Linked DNA regions of Homo sapiens: region 1 is linked to region 2. A link is an interaction called in ENCODE POLR2A ChIA-PET data of the cell type or tissue named here. Cell type or tissue: GM12878. All regions are shown on one strand. Each heading gives the region's core, and the rest is flanking DNA. Links, peaks and the distances in the headings are about the cores only.

Region 1 (12,392 bases), core at 539-8,538, 130 kb after region 2:
CCTGAGTGACAACCTCCGCCTCCCGAGTTCAAGTGATTCTCCTGCCTCAGCCTCCTGAGTAGCTGGGATTACAGGTGTATACCACCACATGCAGCTACTTTTTGTATTTTTAGTAGAGACAGGGTTTCTCCACGTTGGCCAGGCTGATCTCAAACTCCTGACCTCATGATCCGCCCGCCTCTGCCTCCCAAAGTGCTGGGATTACAGGCATGAGCCACTGCGCCTGGCTTTTTTTTTAAAAATTGAGATATAAGTTCATATAACATAAGTTGGCCATTTTGAAGTGTATAGTTCAGTGGCATTTAGTACATTCACAATGCTGTGCAACCATTACCTCTATCTAGTTTCAAAACGTTTTAATCACCCGAAAAGGAAACCCTGTGCCCATTAAGCAGCCATTCCCCACACCCACTAATGTCACCACCCCCATAGTCCTAGGCAACCATTAGTCTACTTTCTGTCTCTGTGGAGGTGCGTGTCCTAAAAATTTCATATAAATAGCATCATATATATGTGACCTTTTGTGACTGAGGGGAGAGATAGGGTGCTCTTCCTCTCTTGTCCCACATTGACACAAGGGTCAGTGTGGGACAAGAGTGTGGGGTGTGGCCTGTCTCTGTGGGACCAAATGGGCGTGGCCAGCTCGCTGCCGGGGGCGTGGTCGGGTGGGCGGGGCCGGCGGGGGTGGGGCACTCACTCAGGCGCAGCATGCCCTCCCCGTTGGGCTTGTCGTTCTCCCACTGTCCCTCGTAGATGTCGCCGTTGCTGTAATACATGCGGCCCCACCCGCTGCGCTGGCTGCCACACCAGTCACCCTCATAATACTCCTTGGGTCCGAAAAACTGGATCCCATAACCCTGAAAGTACGAAGATGCTACTACTCAGGGCGCCCCCCAACACCACCAGGAAAGCCCACCGTCTTCCCAGGCACCCCTAGAGCCACACACCCCAGCTTCTTCCTTCTTCCTCAGCCCTACGTCCAAGCGGAGGGTCGTGTCTTAGCGGAGTATCCTGTCTTTTTTGTTTGTTTGTTTGTTTTTAGACAGAGATCCACTCTGTCACCCAGGCTGGAGTGCAGTGATGTGATCTCGGCTCACTGTAACCTCCGTCCCCCGGGTTCAAGTGATTCTCCTGCCTCAGCCTCCCGAGAAGCTGGGATTACAAACACGCATCACCACGCCCTGCTAATTTTTGTATTTTTAGGAGAGACAGGGTTTCACCATGTTGGCCAGGCTGGTCTTGAACTCCTGACTTCAAGTGATCCGCCCGCCTCAGCCTCCCAAAGTGCTGGGATTACAGGTGTGAGCCATAGTGCCCACCGATAATGTCTTGAAGGATCTCCCCATGCTCTGTTTCTCTCTGTCCCTCTGCTGGCGCCTCCATGCAGCCAGTCATTAAACTCCCTCCTTACTGACCCACCCTCTCCTCTCTCATCCCCACCACACCATGCGCCATGCAGCCCCTACAGCGCCGGAGGACTCTTTAAATCGCCCATCTAGGCTGGGCGCTGTGGCTCACCGGCTCACTTTAGGAGGCTGAGGTGGGTGGATCACTTGAGGTCAGGAGTTTGAGACCAGCCTGGCCAACATGGTGAAACCCCATCTCTACCAAAAATACAAAAAATTAGCTGGGCGTGATGGCGGCGCCTGTGATCCCAGTTACTGGGGAGGCTGAGGCAGGAGAATCACTTGAACCTGGGAGATGGAGGTTGCAGTGAGCTGAGAATGCACGGTAGCCTAGGTGACAGGGTGAGACGCTATCTCAAAAAAAAAAAAAATCGCCCATCTGATCATGCTCGCCCCCCTCCCACTCTTATTTTGACCCAGAAAAATGAACATAAACACCATACTTAGCCTGGCGTGGTGGCTTACGCCTATAATCCCAGCACTTTGGGAGGCCGAGGCAGATGGATCACCTGAGGTCAGGAGTTTTAGACCAGCCTGACCAACGTGGCAAAACCCTGTCTCTATTAAAAATATAAAAAATTAGCTGAGTGTGGTGGTGGGCACCTGTAATACTAGCTACTTGGGAGGCTGAGGCAGAAGAATTGCTTGAACCCAGGAGTCGGAGGTTGCAGTGAGCCCAGATCGTGCCATTGCACTCCCACCTGGGCAACAGAGCAAGACTGTCTCAAAAAACAAACAAACAAACAAACAAAAAACACCACACTTAGGCTGGGCGCTGTGGCTCACGCTTGTAATCCCAGCACTTTGGGAGGCCAAGGCAGGCGGATCACAAGGTCAGGAGATCGAGACCATCCTGGCTAACATGGTGAAAACCCGTCTCTACTAAAAATACAAAAAAATTAGCTGGGTGTGGTGGTGGGTGCCCGTAGTCCCAGCTACTCGGGAGGCTGAGGCAGGAGAAGGCCGTGAACCAGGAGGCGGAGCTTGCAGTGAGCCAAGATCGCGCCACTGTACTCCAGCCTGGGCAACAGAGAAAGACTCCGTCTCAAAAAACAAAAAACACCACACTTAGTGTCCAACCACAGGGAAACAAGGTCTGTTTGCAGATCACACCCGAGGAGGTTGGGTTGAGAAGCCAAGTCTACTCCTCAAAATCCTGATTTCCCACATATCCCTGAGGGCCCCCGCAACTCTTCTCCTCACTCCTGTCCCAGGGCAGACACACTCTGCTGTTTTACATCTCGTTCCCTTTGCTATTTTTTTGCCTCCCATCTTTCTCCCTTTTTTTTCTTCCTGGCTAACTCCTAGCATCTTTTAGTGTCACCTCCTACAGGAAGCCTGCCCTGAATTCCCTCTTTTTGAGACAAGTCTTGCTCTGTTGTCCAGGCTGGAGTGTAGTGGCACCACCATAGCTCACTATAACCTCAGCCTCCTGAGATCAAGCAATCCTCCTGCCTCAGCCTTTTGAAAAGTTGGGACTACAGATGTGCACCACAACATCTAGCTAATTATTATTATTATATAGTTTTATTTATTTATTTATTTATTTTGAGATGGAGTCTCACTCTGTTGCCCAGGCTGAAGTGCAGTGGCGTGATCTCGGTTCACTGCCACCTCTGCCTCCTGGCTTCAAGCGATTCTAATGTCTCCGTCTCCCTAGCTGGGACTACAGGTACACACCACTATGCCCGGCTAATTTTTTTTGTGTTTTTTATTTAGTAGAGACGGGGGTTTCACCATGTTGGCCAGGCTAGTCTCGAACTCCTGACCTCAAGTGATACACCCCTGTCTGCCTCCCAAATTGCTGGGATTACAGGCGTGAGCCATTGTGCTTAGCCTTCTGTCCTGAATTCTCTAGGCTGGGCTTGATGACCTTCCTCTGGGCACCCTGTGAAAACATCCCTCCTAATACCATATTCTACGTAAATTGGTTATTCAGGGCTTTCTCTTCCTACTTGCCAATAAACAATTTGGGAGCAGAGAACATGAAACCCTGGGCTCTACCACTTGCTAGCTGTGTGACTCCAGGCAAGACTGAAACTGCCTTTGCAAAATTATGACTGAGACAGTGAAAGAGATTTAATTTAACTGACTCCATCTTGCTTCTAACCTCTAAGCTGTCCATGTCCATTCCTGGGCTTAAGCTGAACTAACTTTGGGAGAAACTTATAGTTTATAGTTTAAACAAAGACAGTAACAGCCCTTTCCCGAAGACCTCCTTCTTGCCTGGGGACTAGATTGCCTTTGTAGGATTAACATTAGCTACAAGATTATAAATTATGGTTTAGGAGTCATGCAGCTGGAAGCTACAAGATTCTGATCCTCACTAAACTGCTCCTAAGATCAATGCTTAAGATATTTTGCAGACCTTGCACTTGATGGATCAGCTGGCACTACCCAAATCAATAAACTGATTTATGTGATCTTGTGGCTCCCCACCTAGGAACTGACTCAGGGCAAGAAGACAGCTTTGACTCCCTGTGATTTTATCTCTGACCAATCAGCACGCCTGGCTTACTCTTTCCCCCACCCACCAAGTTATCCTTAAAAACTCTGCAGCCAGAATGTTCCGGGAGACTGATTTGAGTAATAATACAACCCAGGGCCAGGCGCGGTGGCTCATGCCCGTAATCTTAGCACTTTGGGAGGCCCAGGCTGGCGGATCACCTGAGGTCGGGAGTTCGAGACCAGCCTGGCCAATATGGAGAAACTCTGTCTCTACTAAAAATACAAAATTAGCAGTGTGTGGTACCACATGCCTGTAATCCCAGCTACTCGGGAGACTGAGGCAGGAGAATCGCTTGAACCCAGGAGGCGGAGGTTGCGGTGAGCCGAGATCACACCATTGCACTCCAGCGTGGCGACAAGAGCGAAACTCCATCTCAAAAAATAAATAAATTAATAATAATAATAATAAAACTCAGGTCTCCCACACAGCCAGTTCTGTGTTAATTACTCTTTCTCTATTGCAATTCCCGTCTTGATGAATCGGCTCTGTCTGGGGAGCAAGAAGACAGCTTTGACTCCCTATGATTTTATCTCTGACCAATCAGCACTCCTGGTTCACTGTCTTTCCCCCACCCACCAAGTTATCCTTAAAAACTCTGCTGCTGGAATGTTCGGGGAGACTGATTTGAGTAATAATACAACTCAAGGCCAGGCACCGGCAAGGTGAACCCCTTGGGCAGTTACAAGACACCTCATCTCTTCGAGCTTGTTTGCTTATCAATAAAATGGGCATGAAGATGATGATGATGATGAGCTGTTGCTGTGAGAGTTAACTGAATATTAAATGTGTTTCAGGCCGGGCGCGGTGGCTCACGCCTGTAATCCCAGCACTTTGGAAGGCCGAGGCGGGCGGATCACGAGGTCAGGGGATGGAGACCATCCTGGCTAACACGGTGAAACCCCGTCTTTACTGAAAATACAAAAAATTAGCCGGGCGTGGTGGCGGGCGCCTGTAGTCCCAGCAACCTGGGAAGCTGAGGCAGGAGAATGGCGTGAACCCGGGAGGCGGAGCTCGCAGTGAGCCAAGATGGCGCCACTGCACTCCAGCCTGGGCGGCAGGATGAGACTCCCTCTCAAAAAAAAAAAAAAAAAAAAAAGTTTTAAATATGTGTTTCAGGCTCACAGTAGCAGTTGCTCAGTTGCAATACTGTTTATTATTAGTGTCTCTGGGACTGATGGTGAGGATTCCTCCACACTTGTGGGAGTAGATGGAGGGAACCTGTGCCCAGCTTGGGTGTTTCCGGGCTGAGCACGCGCCTCTGGCTGGCTTCGGCCCCCCGGGACCCTCCTCTCCTGTCCCCTGCTCTCTTGCTCCCACTTTTCCTACCTCCCTTTTATTCAGGCCCAGCAGAAAGGGGATTCTCAGAAAGTGATACCTGGGGAAAAGAAAGCCAGGAAACGAGGGGGAAAAGGGTGGAGGCGACTTCGTCCCCACAAGCCTGGCTGGCTCCTCGCAACCGCAGGGTTTCGTGGGCTCCTCCCTGGCCTTCTGTTGCTTCCTGTTTCCTGGGTTTTGTTCTGAGAAACTTTGCAATTCCCCCACCCCTTCCTTCTCCCACGAGCAGCACAACCCTGTCCTCCTCCCTGTAGACCTCCCCTCTCTTTTCTCCCAGGCCTCTCTCGGCTTCCCCTAAACACACACGCGCGCACACACACACACACACACACACACACACACCCCGGCTGGCAGGCCTGCTCACCGATTTCTTATCACCTTTCCACCAGCCTGAGTAGACTCTCCTGCACTTTCCTGTCTGTTGGTCAGGAAGGCTGAGGGTGCCGTAGCCGTCTCGCTTCCCAAACTTCCAGTCCCCCTCATAGATGGCTCCTTTCTTCTTCCAGACCTGTGTTCCTTTCCCTGGTGACACACAGATGGGCAATGCTGCAGACATGGCCGCCGGGGGGTGGGGGTGGTGTGCCTGCCTGAGCCTCAGGGGCCCCCAACTAGACGAATCTAGAGAGCTGGGACAGGCTCTGCGCATCATCCTAGACACCAAGTACCCAGGAGAAGGCCAGGAAAGTTCCATTTCTTTCTTTCTTTCTTTCTTTCTTTTTTTTTTTTGAGGCAGTGTCTCACTCTGTCGCCCAGGCTGGAGTGCAGTGGCGCGATCTCAGCTCACTGCAACCTCTGCCTCCCGGGTTCAGGAGATACTCCTGCCTCAGCCTCCAGAGTAGCTAGGACTACAGGTGTGCGCCAACACACTTAGCTAATTTTGTGTTTTAGTAAAGATGGGGTTCCATGTTGGCCAGGCAGGTCTGAAACTCCTGACCTCAAGTGATATGCCCACCTCGGTCTCCCAAAGTGCTGGGATTACAGGCGTGAGCCACTGCGTCCGGCCAGAGGTAATTCTCTTATTTGTTGATTAGTGTCGCATGCCTGTCTTTTCCAGGAGAATGTGAGCTGCAGGAGGGCACAGACTTTGGTCTGTTTTGTTCCCTGCACTGAAAAACTGTGCCTGGAGGCTGGGTGCAGTGGCTCGAGCCTGTAATCCCAGCACTTTGGGAGGCTGAGGCGGGTGGATCACCTGAGGTCAGGAGTTCGAGACCAGCCTGACCAAAATGGCGAAACCCTGTGTCTACTAAAAATACAAAAATTAGCCAGGCGTGGTGGCAGGCGCCTGTAATCCCAGCTACTCAGGAAGCTGAGGCATGAGAATCTCTTGAACCTGGGAGGCGTGGGTTGCAGTGAGCCGAGATGACGTCGTTGCAGTGAGCCGAGATGACGTCATTGCACTCCAGCCTGGGAGACGAGCGAAACTCCATCTCAAAATCAAACAAACAAACAAACAAACTGTTCCTGGCATGTTGTAGGTGACTAATACCTGCTAATTTACTGTTTTCTCTTTTTTTTTCTTTCTTTCTTTCTTTTTTTTTTTTTTGAGACAGAGTCTTGCTGTGTTGCCCAGGCTGAAGTGCAGTGTTGCGATCTCGGCTCACTGCAACCTCCGCCTCCTGGTTCAAGAGATTCTCCTGCCTTAGCCACCCCAGTAGCTAGAATTACAGGTGCCCGCCACCATGCCCAGCTAATTTTTGTATTTTTAGTAGAGACGGGGTTTTACCATATTGGCCAGGCTGGTCTCTAACTCCTGACATCGTGATCCGTCTGCCTTGGCCACCCATAATACTGGGATTGCAGGCATGAGCCACCGCACCCGGCCTTTTTTTTTCTTTCTTTCTTTCTTTTTTTTTTTTTTTAAGACGGAGTTTTGCTATCGTTGCCTGGGCTGGAGTGCAATGGCACGATCTCGGCTCACTGCAACTTCCACCTCTCAGGTACAAGCAATTCTTCCACCTCATCCCCCCAAGTAGCTGGGATTACAGGAATGCACCAGCACGCCTGGCTAATTTTGTATTTTCAGTAGAGACGGGGGTCTCTCCATGTTGGTCAGGCTGGTCTCGAACTCCCGACCTTAGGTGATCTGTCCGCCTCGGCTTCCCAAAGTGCTAGGATTACAGGCGTGAGCCACCGCGCCTGGCCTTTTTCTTTCTTTTTTTTAGACAGGATCTGGCTGTGTTGGCTATGCTGACGTACACAGCTCGCTGCAGCCTCAACCACCCAGGCTCAAATGATCCTTCTGCCTCAGCCTCCTGAGTAGCTGAGACCACAGGTGCATGCCACTACACCTGGCTAATTTTTTAAAAAAATTTTATAGAGGCAGAGTCTCTCTATGTTGCCCAGGCTGGTCTCAAACTACTGGGCTCAAGCAGTCCTCCTGCCTAGGCTTCCCAAAGTATTGGGATTACAGGCATGAGGCACCACACCAGGCATTTCTTTCTTTTTAGAGATGGGGTCTTGCTATGTTACCCAGGCTGGTCTTGAACTCTTGAGCTAAAGAGATTCTCCCTTCTCAGCCTCTCGACGAGCTGGGAATACAAGCACACACCAGTACACCGAGCTTAATACATATTTAACAAAACGATGAATAAAATATTTGTGGAGTACCAATATTGGTCAATTCATGTCTGGGTCCTTGGTAACCCAGGAACAAATTCAACATTATCCCTCTGAGCTTTGTGACCTTGACCAAGTAAGTTAATTCTTTGGGTCTCTCTGAGCCTCAGATATCTCAGCTGTAAAATGGGTATAAGAATATCTTATGGGGGGGCTGGGCGCAGTGGCTCACGCCTGTAACCCAGCAGTTTGGGAGGCCGAGGCGCGCTGATCACTTGAGGTCAGGAGTTTGAGACCAGCCTGGCCAACATAGTGAAACCTGGTCTCTACTAAAAATACAAAAATTAGCTGGGCGTGGTGGTGCTTGCCTGTAATCCCAGCTACTCTGGAGGCTGAGGTAGGAGAATCACTTGAATCTGGGAGGTGGAGGTTGCAGTGAGCTGAGATGGCGCCACTGCACTCCAGCTTGGGCGACAGAGTGAGACTGTGAAAGAAAGAAAGAGAAGGAGAGAGGGAGGGAGGAAGGGAGGAAGGGAGGAAGGAAGGAAGGGAAGAAAGAAAGAAAACGTGCCATTTGTGACAACATGGATGAATCTGGAGGACATTATGCCAAGTGAAATAAGCCAAGCAGAGAAAGACAAATACTGCATGATTTTACTTATATGTGGAATCTAAAAAGTCAAACTCATAGAAACAGTAAAATAGCAATTAGCAGGGGCTGGTGGGGTGGGGAAAATGTGGAGATGTTCTGTCAAAGGGTGCATACTTTTTGTTACAAGATGTACAAGATTTGGAGACCTAAGGCTGGGCACAGTGGCTCACTCCTATAATCCCAGCAATTTGGGAGGCTGAGGCAGGTAAATCACTTGAGGCTAGAAGTTCAAGACTAGCCTGGGCAACATGGTTAAGCCCTGTCTCTACTAAATATACACAAATTAGCCTGGTGTGGTGGCGCATGCCTATAATCCCAGCTACTCAGTAGGTTGAGGTAGGAGAATTGCTTGAACGTCAGAGGCAGAGGTTGCAGTGAGTGAGATTGCGCCACTGCACTCCAGCCTGGACGACAGAGCGAGACTGTCTCAAAACAAACAGGTCGGGTGCGGTGGCTCGTGTCTGTAATCCCAGCACTTTGGGAGGCCGAGGCAGGCGGATGATGAGGTCAGGAGATCGAGACCATCCTGGCCAACATGGTGAAACCCCGTCTCTACTAAAAATACAAAAATTAGCTGGGCATGGTGGTGAGCACCTGTAATTCTAGCTACTGGGGAGGCTAAGGCTGGAGAATCTCTTGAACCAGGAGGCGGAGGTTGTAGTGAGCCGAGATCGCAACACTGCACTTCAGGCTGGGCAAGAGTGAGACTGAAAAAAAAAAAAAACGCCGGGCATGATGGCTCACACCTGTAATCTCAGTACTTTAGAAGGCTGAAGCGGGCAGATCACCTGAGGTCAGGAGTTCAAGAACAGCCTGGCCAACATAGTGAAAGTCCCAGCTACTTGGGAGGTTGGAGGCAAGAGAATCATTTGAACCCGGGTGGCAGAGGTTGCAGTGATCCAAGATCGCACCACCGCCCTCCAGCCTGGCAACAGAGCGGGACTCCGTCTCAAAAAGACAAAACAAAACAAAAACAAAGATCTGGAGACCTGGTGTACAGCATCGTTCTATATTAATACTGTATTGGTGTATTGGATACTGTACTTGAAATTTGCTAAGAGAATAGATCTTAATTGTTCTCCCCACACACAAACAAAATGGTAATAATGTGAGGAGATGGATATGCTAATTACTTTGATTGTACTAATAATTTCGAAATGTAGACTTTTTTTTTTTTTTTTGAGACAGAGTTTCATTCTTGTTGCTCAGGCTGGAGTGCAACGGTGCAATCTCGGCTCACTGCAACCTCCGCCTCCTGGGTTCAAGCGATTCTCCTGTCTCAGCCTCCTGAGTAGCTGGGATTACAGGCATGCGCCACCACGTTTGGCTAATTTTGTATTTTTAGTAGAGACGGTGTTTCCCCATGTTGGCCAGGCTGGTCTCCAACTCACGACCTCAGGAGATCCACCCATCTCAGCCTCCCAAAGTGCTGGGATTACAGGCGTAAGCCACTGCGTCCGGCCTTCGAAATGTAGACTTTTAAGAAAATATCTTACTACACATCTTAAGTATATACAATTTTTCTTTGTCAATCATACCGCAATAAAGCCGAGGGAGAAAAGATTCAATTTGTGAGCAATTACGGGACCATTCTAATTTTCTGAAAAGAAAAACAGTATCTCATGGGGTTGTTTCTTATCACTAGATTCCAGGATATGTGTACAGCACTTAGAGCCTACAAGTAGGAAATACGATGTCAATGTTAGCCTTTATTGGTTTTTTTTATTTTTTTATTTTTTTTTTCCTCTCTCAAATCATGGGAGCCTTTGTTATTATTTTTGCCCTTGGGGAGCCCATGGTCTGGTAGGGCCCAACCACATTGTAGGGGCTGTTGGGTTGTTTGCGTTTGTCCTGCCCCTCACTTCCTCCTGGTTTTATTTCCTTTGGGGACACCACTCTCCCACTCTAAACCCCCAAGGTTTGGGTGGCTGACTCCGCCCCCTGGCAGGCCTACCCAATCAGTGTATTCTACCCACCAGGCTGCTGTGATTGGGTCAGTGCAGGCCACCTGACCCAAGTTGGTCCAATGAGACTCCGTGTAAGTCCATTTGGGCCACCACACCCACCCGGGCCTGCAAGGGGAGGAAGCTGACTTAAGAAGGAACTCAACGCAGAGGAAAGCAAAATGGAGACATGGAGGGAGACGCCAAGTTCCAGTGACATTAAGCCCCTGAATCCCACCATGGCTGAACTTGCATTACTGAAGCCCTCCTGAGTTGAATTTCTGCCTCTTGCAAATGAAAGAGGCCTGATGAATACCCACATAGTTCAATTTCAATATACGAAGGTAGGCACTGAGATTTCAATATCAGAAGAAGGGCACTTGGTCAAATCTGGGGACTCAGAGACTTCCTGGAGGGGGTGACGTTGGGGCCAGGAAGGGCAGTCCAGGCACAGGGAACTGCATGAGTAAAGGCAAAGAGGTTTGAAAATGATGGTTGCAGCCGGGCGAGGTGGCTCACGCCTGTAATCGCAGCACTTTGGGAGGCCAAGGCGGGCGGATCACTTGAGGTCGGGAGTTCGAGACCAGCCTGGCCAACATGGCGAAATCTCGTCTCTACTGAAGATACAAAAATTAACCGGGCATGGTAGCAGGTGCCTGTAATCACAGCTACTTGGGAGGCAGGAGAATCGCTTGAACCCAGGAGCAACAGAGTGATTGGCTAGCCAATACATTGATTGGCTAGGCCTGCTAGGGGGGCGGAGTCAGCCCACCCGAACCTTGGGGATTTAGAGTGGGAGAGGGGTGTCCCTAAAGGAAATAAAACCGGGAGGAAGTGAGGGGCAGGACAGGCGAAAACAACCTGTTTTTTTTTTTTTTTTTGTAGCCCCTACCAAAAAAAAAAAAAAAAAGACACTGATGGATGCTCATGACTATGCCTTCCGTGGGTGGCTTCAGTCTCTCCTACCGCAGGCAAATGCAGGAGACACATGGGAATCAATAGGCTGGGAATTAGAGGGGAAAGGTGCTTTTTCTCTGCTAGTCCATTTTGAAAAATCTCATCTCAATTTTTTGATTTGCCCAGTTGGATTACGTGCTCATTTCTGTGACCAAGGTAGCAGGGGCCTGTTATTAGAAGAAGGTGAAGAGTGAGAGCAGGAGGCATCCAACAGTCGAGTTAGGGGTTGATACGCACAGTATATGGCCTGTGCTGGGGAAAGTCCCTAGCCTAACAGTACTGGAGTACCTCGTATAGGAGTCCTGAGACCTGGTTTTAAGATCTCGCGTTTTCTTTTTCTTTCCTTTTTTTTTTTTTTTTTTTTTTTTTTTTTTGAGACGGTGTCTCGCTCTGTCGCCCAGGCTGGAGTGCACTGGCGCGATCTCGGCTCACTGCAAGCTCCGCCTCCCAGGTTCACGCCATTCTCCTGCCTCAGCCTCCTCAGTAGCTGGGACTACAGGCGCCCGCCACCACGCCCGGCTAATTTTTTGGATTAGAAAACGCGAGGTCTTGGCCGGGCGCGGTGGCTCACGCCTGTAATCCCGGCACTTTGGCAGGCTGAGGCGGGCGGATCACGAGGTCAGGAGTTCGAGGCCAGCTAACCAACATGGTGAAACCTCGTCTCTACTGAAAATACAAAAATTAGCTGGGCTTGGTGGCGTGCATCTGTAATCCCAGCTACTCAGGAGGCTGAGGCAGGATAATCGCTTGAACCTGGGAGGCAGAAGTTGCAGTGAGCCGAGATCACACCATTGCACTCCAGCCTGGGCGACAGAATGAGACTCTGTCTCAAAAAAAAAAAAAAAAAAAAAAAGACCTGGCATTTTCTGCTACTGTTTGGGTGACTGAATCAGTTGAGGGTTCGGGGTCCAGACGACCCAACAGAAACCATACTGCACTGTCTTCTGCAGTGCAGTGATGCTGGTTGTCGGAACACTGAAGACCCTAGGACAGTTTGAAATGCTAGTTATTTCAAATAGAGAAAATTTAATACA
Region 2 (8,000 bases), core at 1-8,000:
GCGTGGGGCTAGGAGATGGGCAGGAGGAGAATCAACCCCAATTCACAGATGCTGAAACTGAGGGCACAAAGGGGGAAGCCACTTGCTGAATGAGTCACAGCTGGCAAGCGACAGCGGCTCCGTTTTTAGCCAGCACGCTGCACAGCTGCCGCTGCATCAAAGGTTCTGCACAGGACTGCAAGTCCCGGGGGAAAGGCTGGGAAATACAGAGGGGAGGCAAAAGGAGAAACGCAGAGAGAAATAAGGACAAGGGCGGACAGAGGCGGAGCAACTCACAGTGAAGGACAGAGGAGGGTTGGCTGGGGGAATGGTGCAGCAGAGGGAAGGGTGGCGGTGCCCCAAGACCCTGCACCTTGAAGGGCCTGGCCCTGGAGGCCGCTGTCCCCTCCTCTCCCAGCCATGCACTTTATTCTTTTGCTCTGAGGAAAATTACAGCGACTGCCTCTGCCCCCCAAGCCCGAGCGGTTCCAGTCTGTCCCCCAATGAAACACGCCAGCCCTGAGTCATGGGTGGTCACCACTGCTGGGAGCAACGCTCCTGCCTGGAAGACAGCACAGACTGCGGGGCCACTGCTGGCATCCGCAGTGGACACTCAGCCGCTGTCCCTTCCCACCAGGGCAACGCATGGAACAGAGCTGGCCATCCTCAGGGGAGAGCAAGGGAAAGCTCATCACCAGAAGCCCAGTGCTGCCGGGTACAGGCACGAGGGCTTTGCTTTAGGCAACCTCGTTCTGTGCCTGGCTCCCCGGGTCTCTGGCGTGAGCCATGAAAGACAGCTGCTCTGTGCGGTTGCAAGCGGCCGTCGAGCTCCCCAGCTTCCCATCCCACGACCTTCACCCTCCTCTGCACAGAAGCATGGCTGCCGCCCTGAAAGAGCCTCTGTCTCCACATCCGCTTCAGTCTCCTGCCTCTGCTGCCTGCAGGCTGACCTCAACATTTCCATGTTTCCACCAAGTGGAACCATGCTATTGAATGCTGTTATTGTCGCCATCCCCGTTATCCTAGCAACATTTCCTAAGATTGGGACCCGGGACCACCGGGTCATGTGATGCACAGGCAGGTGCATCTTATATGGCCCCACAAGCCTACCTCCCTCCCTGCAGAAAGCCCAAGTCCAGGGGCTAGGGTTCCATCCTGTCCCCTCCACTCCCCTCCCTTCTGGGGAACTTGGTGAGCAAGTCCTGAATCCATATAAGCAATTGGCATTGGTATCTGTGGTTGTCTCTGTCGATCACAAGGGCTCTGGTAGAGGATGGTGCCCACATGCATCCATCTTTCCCAGCCCTGGACTCTCCCTGTTCTCCTGGCAGGTGCAGAGGCCAACGCACCTGACTTACATCTGTTGCCCTGACACGTGAGGAAAGAGGAACACAGAGGAGAGCTGCTGCTGCGAGGAGGGGGCAGGGGATCTGCACGCCCAGACACTCGAGGGATTCTAGAAGCTTTTACCCACTCCCCTTCGCAGCCAGGGCCTCAAGGGTGGGTCAGGCAGCCACCCCTGGATTAGCCGCCACTGCGTCCCTCCCCCAGCTCTGCTCACATCTGCTTCATTACCCACATGCCTCCCTCAGTAAGAAGGAGGTGTGGAAATAACAGCGTTTGTGGGCCCCATCCATACCCCTCCTCCGATGGCCTCTCGACAGCCCAGGAAGCATGAGAGCCGGTGCTCCCAGGCTGCTGCCTGGGCTGGGAACGCTGGCATCTGCCTCCTGCTTCCAGCCAGAGTCATCGACAATATGAAGGCAATAAACAGAGGCTATTCAGGCCAAGCGACCAGGGACAGATGCAGTCATAGATGGGAAGCCAGTGATACACAAAGCAGCACATTCTCTGGGACCTCAGGGGGCCCAAGAAGGGCAGCAGGGGCAGGTGGGGCTCACCCACAACCTGAGCGTCTGCTCAGGACTCGGAATCCAAAGGCCCCACCCACATCTGCCTCCACCTCTGTGGCTTTAGCAGGAATAAACCTAGAGGTCTCAGAACTGGGCAAGGGACACCTCACAGACGCCCACAACCCAACCGGACCCTGGCTTCTTTCACCGACATCAGTGAACTCCCTGCGCCGGGCCAGGATCAGGAACGAACCTGTGGCTGCTGACATGAAGTAAGGATACTCTCCCTTCAAGGACCTCATAGTTGGGACCAGGGGCCAATTACTTCACGCCACCCCATGTTTAAAAATGGGGATATTTCTTTTGTTGTTGTTTTGTTGGGTTTTTGTTTTTTTGAGACAGAGCCTTACTGTGTCACCCAGGCTGGAGTGCAGTGGTGCCATCTCGGCTCACTGCAACCTCCACCTCCCAGGTTCAAGCCATTCTCCTGCCTCAGCCTCCTGAGTAGCTGGAATCACAGGCACACAAATTTTTACTAGAGATGAGGTTTTACCATGTTGGCCAAGCCGGTCTCTAACTCCCAGCCTCAGGTGATCCGCCCACCTCAGCCTCCCAAAGTGCTAAGTGCTGGGATTACAGGCGTGAGCCACCGTGCCACGCCAGTACATTCCATGTGACAATCTGAAATGCTGCCTTCCACCTAGAAAAATAGGAAGGTCTGGATTCCCACCTGGCCCTAGCTGGACTGGCTGAGCAGGTACTGCCCAGTTTCCCACGGCCCCAACCCATCCAGTCCCCTTCCCTGCTTTAGACCCATTTGATAGATGGATCGTCTGAGGCCCAACCACGTGACACCATTAAGGAATTTCTTCTCAGACTTGCTGGAGTGTAAGAAATACCTGGGGCTACCATGATATTTGGGTCTTCAGTGGTTCTTTCTAGAATGCAAGGATGGGAAATAACTTTAGGCCAGCCCAAGTCACAGATCCCTGGGTCTTCCCCAGGCACTGCCATCCCCACTTATATGACAAATAAGGTCCCCATACTGGCCTCTGCCACCCTGGATGCCACCTGGCTGGATAAGCTGCTCTCAGGAGGGAGGGGATCTGTCTTATGTCCCCTCCAAGGCCCCCCACATCATCTGGCACCAAGTGGGCCCTTAAGAAAGTTTGTTAAATGAAGCCGAGACTGGTAGCTCACACCTGTAATCCCAGCACTTTGGGAGGCCAAGGCAGGCGGATCACTTGAAGTCAGGAGTTTGAAACCAGCCTGGCCAACATGATGAAACCCCGTCTCTACTAAAAATAGAAAAAATTAGCTGGGTGTGGTGGCACACGCCTGTAATCCCAGCTACTCAGGAGGCTGAGGCAGGAGAATCACTTGAACCCAGGAGGTAAAAGTTGCAGTGAGCCAATATTGTGCCATTGCCCTCCAGCCTGGGTGACAGAGCAAGACTCTGCCTCAGGGGAAAAAAAAAAGAAAGTTTGTTAAATGAGCAAATAGTTCTCACATAGTCAAGAGTCAAGAAGGAGGACCAGATCCCAAGTCTCCTGACTCCCAAGCTACTGGAGTTCAAAGTAGGTATATTTAGGAATATGTGTTTTCAAAGTAGGCACACCTGGGTTCTTGCTCTGACCTGGTCACTGTGAGATCTTGGGCCTTAGGTATTTTCTTTATTTGTTTAAAAAAAAATGGTGTCACATGCCTGTAGTCCCAGCTACCCTAGAGGCTGTGATAGGACGATTGTTTAAGCCCAGGAGGTCAAGGCAACACTGCAATGAGCTGTGATCACAACATTGCACTCCAGTCTGGGCACAAGAGCAAGACCATGTCTCTAAAACAAAATTTAAAAATTTTTTTAGCCGGGCACAGTGGCTCACACCTGTAATCCCAGCACTTGGGGAGGCCGAGGCGGGCCGATCACCTGAGGTCAGGAGTTCAAGACCAGCCTGGGCAACATGGTAAAACCACGTCTCTACTAAAACTACAAAAATTAGCTGGGCGTGGTGGTGCACACTTGTAATCCCAGCTACTCAGGAGGCTGAGGCAGGAGAATCACTTGAACCCAGGAGGCGGAGGTTGCAGTGAGCCGAGATCATGCCATTGCACTCCAGCCTTGGCAACAAGAGCAACGCTCTGTCTGAAAAATTAAATAAATTTCTTTTTTATATTTTTTGAGACGGAGTCTCGCTCTGTCGCCCAGGCTGGAGTGCAGTGACGTGATCTCTGCTCACTGCAAGCTCTGCCTCCCGGGTTCACACCATTCTCTGGCCTCAGCCTCCCGAGCAGCTGGTACTACATAGGCACCCGCCGCCACGCCCAGATAATTTTTTTTTTTTTGTATTTTTAGTAGAGACGGGGTTTCACCGTGTTAGCCAGGATGGTCTCAATCTCCTGATCTGCCCGCCTTGGCCTCCCAAAGTGCTGGGATTACAGGCGTGAGCCACTGTGCCCAGCCTAAAAAAAAATTGTTTAAAAAAAGGTGGGGAGGCCGGGCACGGTGGCTCACACCTGTAATCCCAGCACTTTGGGAGGCCAAGGCGGGCAGATCAGGAGATTGAGACCATCCTGGCTAACACGGTGAAACCCCGTCTCTACTAAAAATACAAAAAAAGTTAGCCGGGCATGGTGGCAGGCGCCTGTAGTCCCAGCTACTCAGGAGGCTGAAACAGGAGAATGGCGTGAACCCAGGAAGCAGAGCTTGCAGTGAGCTGAGATCGCGCCACTGCACTCCAGACTGGGTGACAGAGGGAGACTCCGTCTCAAAAAAAAAAAAAAAAAAAAAAAAGTGGGGAATATTACATTTTTCCATAAATGCTTGCAGAGAAGATACATAATGTACATAAAATGTTCACTGGATCAAGCCATGCTACTCCAGCCTGGGCAACAAAGTAAGACCCTGACTCAATAAAATAAAATAAAATTTGTAAATGTTCATTGCTTATAACTGTTAACTATAGCTCACCTAGGCTGGCACAGCCAGAGTGGGGAGGCCGAGCCTGCAAATGTGGCCAGTATGCTCCCATAGGCCAGGTTGAGTTGGAGGAAAAAGACATCACCTGGTTCACCCCAGGTACTTAAAGTTTCCAACCTCCTATTCCCCGGGGGTGACTTCCACCTCCAGCTTTCCTTACTGATAATTATAAGGCTAACACCTGGTGACCCCTAGGCACTGTTTACTGTGGCCTTGATGTCCTGACCCTGACGCTGTATTCTCACCTCCTGCCTCATCAAGGTATAGCCAGCTAGGCAGGGCAAGCTCAAACCCCTTTCTCCAGGTCATTCTACTCCTCAGTCACCTTCAACGGTCTTCCTCTTCCAGGCAGCTCTCCTAGGTTACCTAGGAATAAAGCCTGAAGAATAGCACCATTTAAAATCTTCCTTGGCAGCCGGGCGCTATGGCTTATGCCTGTAATCCCAGCACTTTGGGAGGCTGAGGCAGCAGGATCACTTGAGGCCAGGAATTTGAGACCAGGTTGATCAACATGGAAAAACCCCGTCTCCACTAAAAACACAAAAGTTAGCCGGGCCCGGTAGCGTACGCTTGTAATCCCAGCTACTCAGGAGGCTGAGGCATGAGAATTGCTTAAACTTGGGAGGTGGAGGTTGCAGTGAGTCGAGATGGTGCCCAGTGCACTCCAGCCTAGGCAACAGGGTGAGACTCTGTCTCAAAAAAATGAAAAAATAATAAATAAATAAATAAATAAATAAATAAGGTCTTCCTTGGATGCATAGCTGAATTCTATCAGACATTCAAAGATGACTTGGCAAGCCAAGCAGATCACCTGAGGTCAGGAGTTTGAGACCAGCCTGGGCAACATGGTGAAACCCCATCTCTACTAAAAATACAAAAATTAGCCAGGCGTGGCGGCACATGCCTGTAATCCCAGCTACTTGGGAGGCTGAGGCTGGAGAATCGCTTGAACTTGGGAGGCGGAGGTTACAGTGAGCTGAGATCGTGCCACTGCACTCCAGCTTGGGTAACAAGAGTGAAACTCTGTCTCAAAAAAACAAAACAAAACAAAGATGACTTGGTACCAATCCTGTTGACACTATTCCAAAAGAGAGGGAAAGAGAGAATCCTCTCTGAATCATTCTATGAAGCCAGTATCACCCTAATACCCAAACCAGGAAAGGACATAACAAAAAGGAAACTAAAGACCAATATCCCTGATTAACATAGATGCAAAAAACCTCAACAAAATACTAGTAACTAAATCCAACAGCATATCAACAAGATAATCCCTCCATGATCAAGTGGGTTTCATGCCAGGGATGGTTTAACATACACATGTCGATAAATGTGATACACCACGTAAACAGAATTAAAAATTAAAAAATCACACGATCATCTGAATAGACACAGAAAAAGCATTTGACAAAATCCAGCATCCCTTTATGATGAAAGTCTTCCTAAACCATCAGCATCCTATGAGCTTTCAGAGAACTGAAGACTCCATGAACCACGGACTGGGAGGCGTGAGGTCAGTGTGGCAGGAGGAGAGGTGCCTAAGGTCACACTGTGGCAATGAAAACTCAGGTCAGAGGTGGGAAATGCCAGAATTCAATTCTCTGCTTCAATACAGAAAAACTCCCATCCAGGGAGCTGCAAACCCTTTCTGGGTTTCCCAAGACTCTCTCCTCAAAGCCACAAATCAAGTACCACGAATCTCAGATGTGTGTCTGTACGTGGCTCAGAGGGTGTGAATGCTGGAGAGAATCCCCAGGCCTGGGGAGGACCTAAAATACTCATCTAGGGGCTGGGCGCGGTGGCTCATGTCTGTAATCCCAGCATTTTGGGAGGCCGAGGCGGGTGGATCACTTGACCCTAGGAGTTCGAGACCTGCCTGGACAACATGGCAAAACCCCGTTGCTACTAAAAATACAAAAATTAGCCGGGCATGGTGGCGTGTACCTGTAATCTCAGCTACTAGGGAGGCTGAGGCAGGAGAATCGCTTGAACCCGGGAGGCGGAGGTTGCAGTGAGCCAAGATTGCACCACCATGCTCCAGCCTGGCGACAGAGCAAGACTCTGTCTCAAAAAAAAAAAAAAAGAAGAGCAGGCGCAGTGGCTCACGCCTGTAATCCCAGCACTTTGGGAGGCCAAGGTGGGCAGATCATGAGGTCAGGAGATCAAGACCATCCTGGCTAACACAGTGAAAACGTGTCTCTACTAAAAACACAAAAAATTAGCCAGGCATGGTGGCGGGTGCCTGTGGTCCCAGCTATTCGGGAAGCTGAGGCAGGAGAATGGTGTGAACCCGGGAGGCGGAGCTTGCAGTGAGCCGAGATTGCGCCACTGCACTCCAGCCTGGGCAACAGAGCAAGACTCCCTCTCAAAAAAAAAAAAAAAAAAAAAATACTAATCTAGGTCAGTGGACCCCAGTCTCTGGTCCTTTAGTTTTCACTGGTTGGAAACAGAATGAGAAAAACTATCAAAGTTAAAGTACTATCCTTTATTCTGACATTTTATACTTGTAACTTTTTTAGTGTCAGAATAGACCATGGGGTTTGTTGATCTTAACACCCATCTTTAGCAAAATTATAAGTTGGCAACTCTGTATCTGTTCCTAAGTTTTTTTTCACTGGTCCATGAAATCAATGGCTGGGAACCGCTGAACTATGCTGCACCCTCCCTCCCACCCTACCCCACCCCTGTATCTCAGAGGGTGGCAAATTCCAACTGTCCCTTTTCTACTTCCCAAAACTCCAGGGGAAAAAATCCTGGTATCTCAATGCATGACCCTTCAGGCCAGAAGTCTTTGCCAGGACCTAACTGGACTCCTGCTTGCAGCAACTCAAATGCACATTTCCTCTTCCTGCCTTCAATAGACAGCCACGCCCACACCCCTGCTGCCAGGGCTTCTCAAGACCTCCCCCAGCTTGCTTAAGTCACCAACATCAACACCCACACCATCCCACACAGGGGAAAAGTGATGAGCCACCTCCCAGCTCTGCATAAGGCCTGGACAGAGAGACTTAAGGCCTGTTAGGCTCAGAGGATGGGGTTGGGAGGGAACTTGAGGGTCCCAGAGTTCAGCTCCACCCCACCACCATTGTAGAGAGAGCTGAGGTGCAGAGAGAGGAAGAGACCAGCTAACGTCACAGAGTCAGCAGCAAGGCCAAGAGCCTTCCAGTCATCCTTTGAATCCAGGGCCAATCCAGCAA

What was found. ChIA-PET counts read pairs that join two places held together with the same protein. Peaks named below come from ENCODE experiments on the same cell type or tissue, not always from the same donor. Only the 100,000 strongest peaks of a DNase experiment are listed, where the experiment ranks them.
Region 1: POLR2A ChIA-PET joins it to region 2 with 10 read pairs; 12 of 35 experiments call an interaction of 5 or more read pairs at or near these places.

Annotation. Positions count from the first base shown.
Region 1 is chr12:121,653,577-121,665,968 of GRCh38, forward strand. MORN3 (MORN repeat containing 3) reads right to left here. Exons shown (of 6, transcript NM_173855.5): 2 at 5,615-5,772; 3 at 698-857. LOC105370034 (a long non-coding RNA gene) reads left to right here and starts at 10,548. Exons shown (of 3, transcript XR_001749356.2): 1 at 10,548-10,745. RefSeq lists enhancers at 10,378-10,917, 10,631-10,900 and a silencer at 10,411-10,460. In GM12878, for the core only: no CTCF peak of the experiment used is centred there; a DNase peak (open chromatin) is centred at 5,535; H3K4me3 peaks cover 864 bases; H3K27ac peaks cover 1,000 bases.
Region 2 is chr12:121,523,058-121,531,057 of GRCh38, forward strand. All of the region lies in intron 8 of KDM2B (lysine demethylase 2B), which reads right to left. Among named protein-coding and RNA genes, the nearest start is that of KDM2B-DT, 53 kb to the right of the region's middle. RefSeq lists enhancers at 155-344, 6,441-6,942. In GM12878, for the core only: no CTCF peak of the experiment used is centred there; DNase peaks (open chromatin) are centred at 24, 898 and 7,712; H3K4me3 peaks cover 2,274 bases; H3K27ac peaks cover 1,840 bases.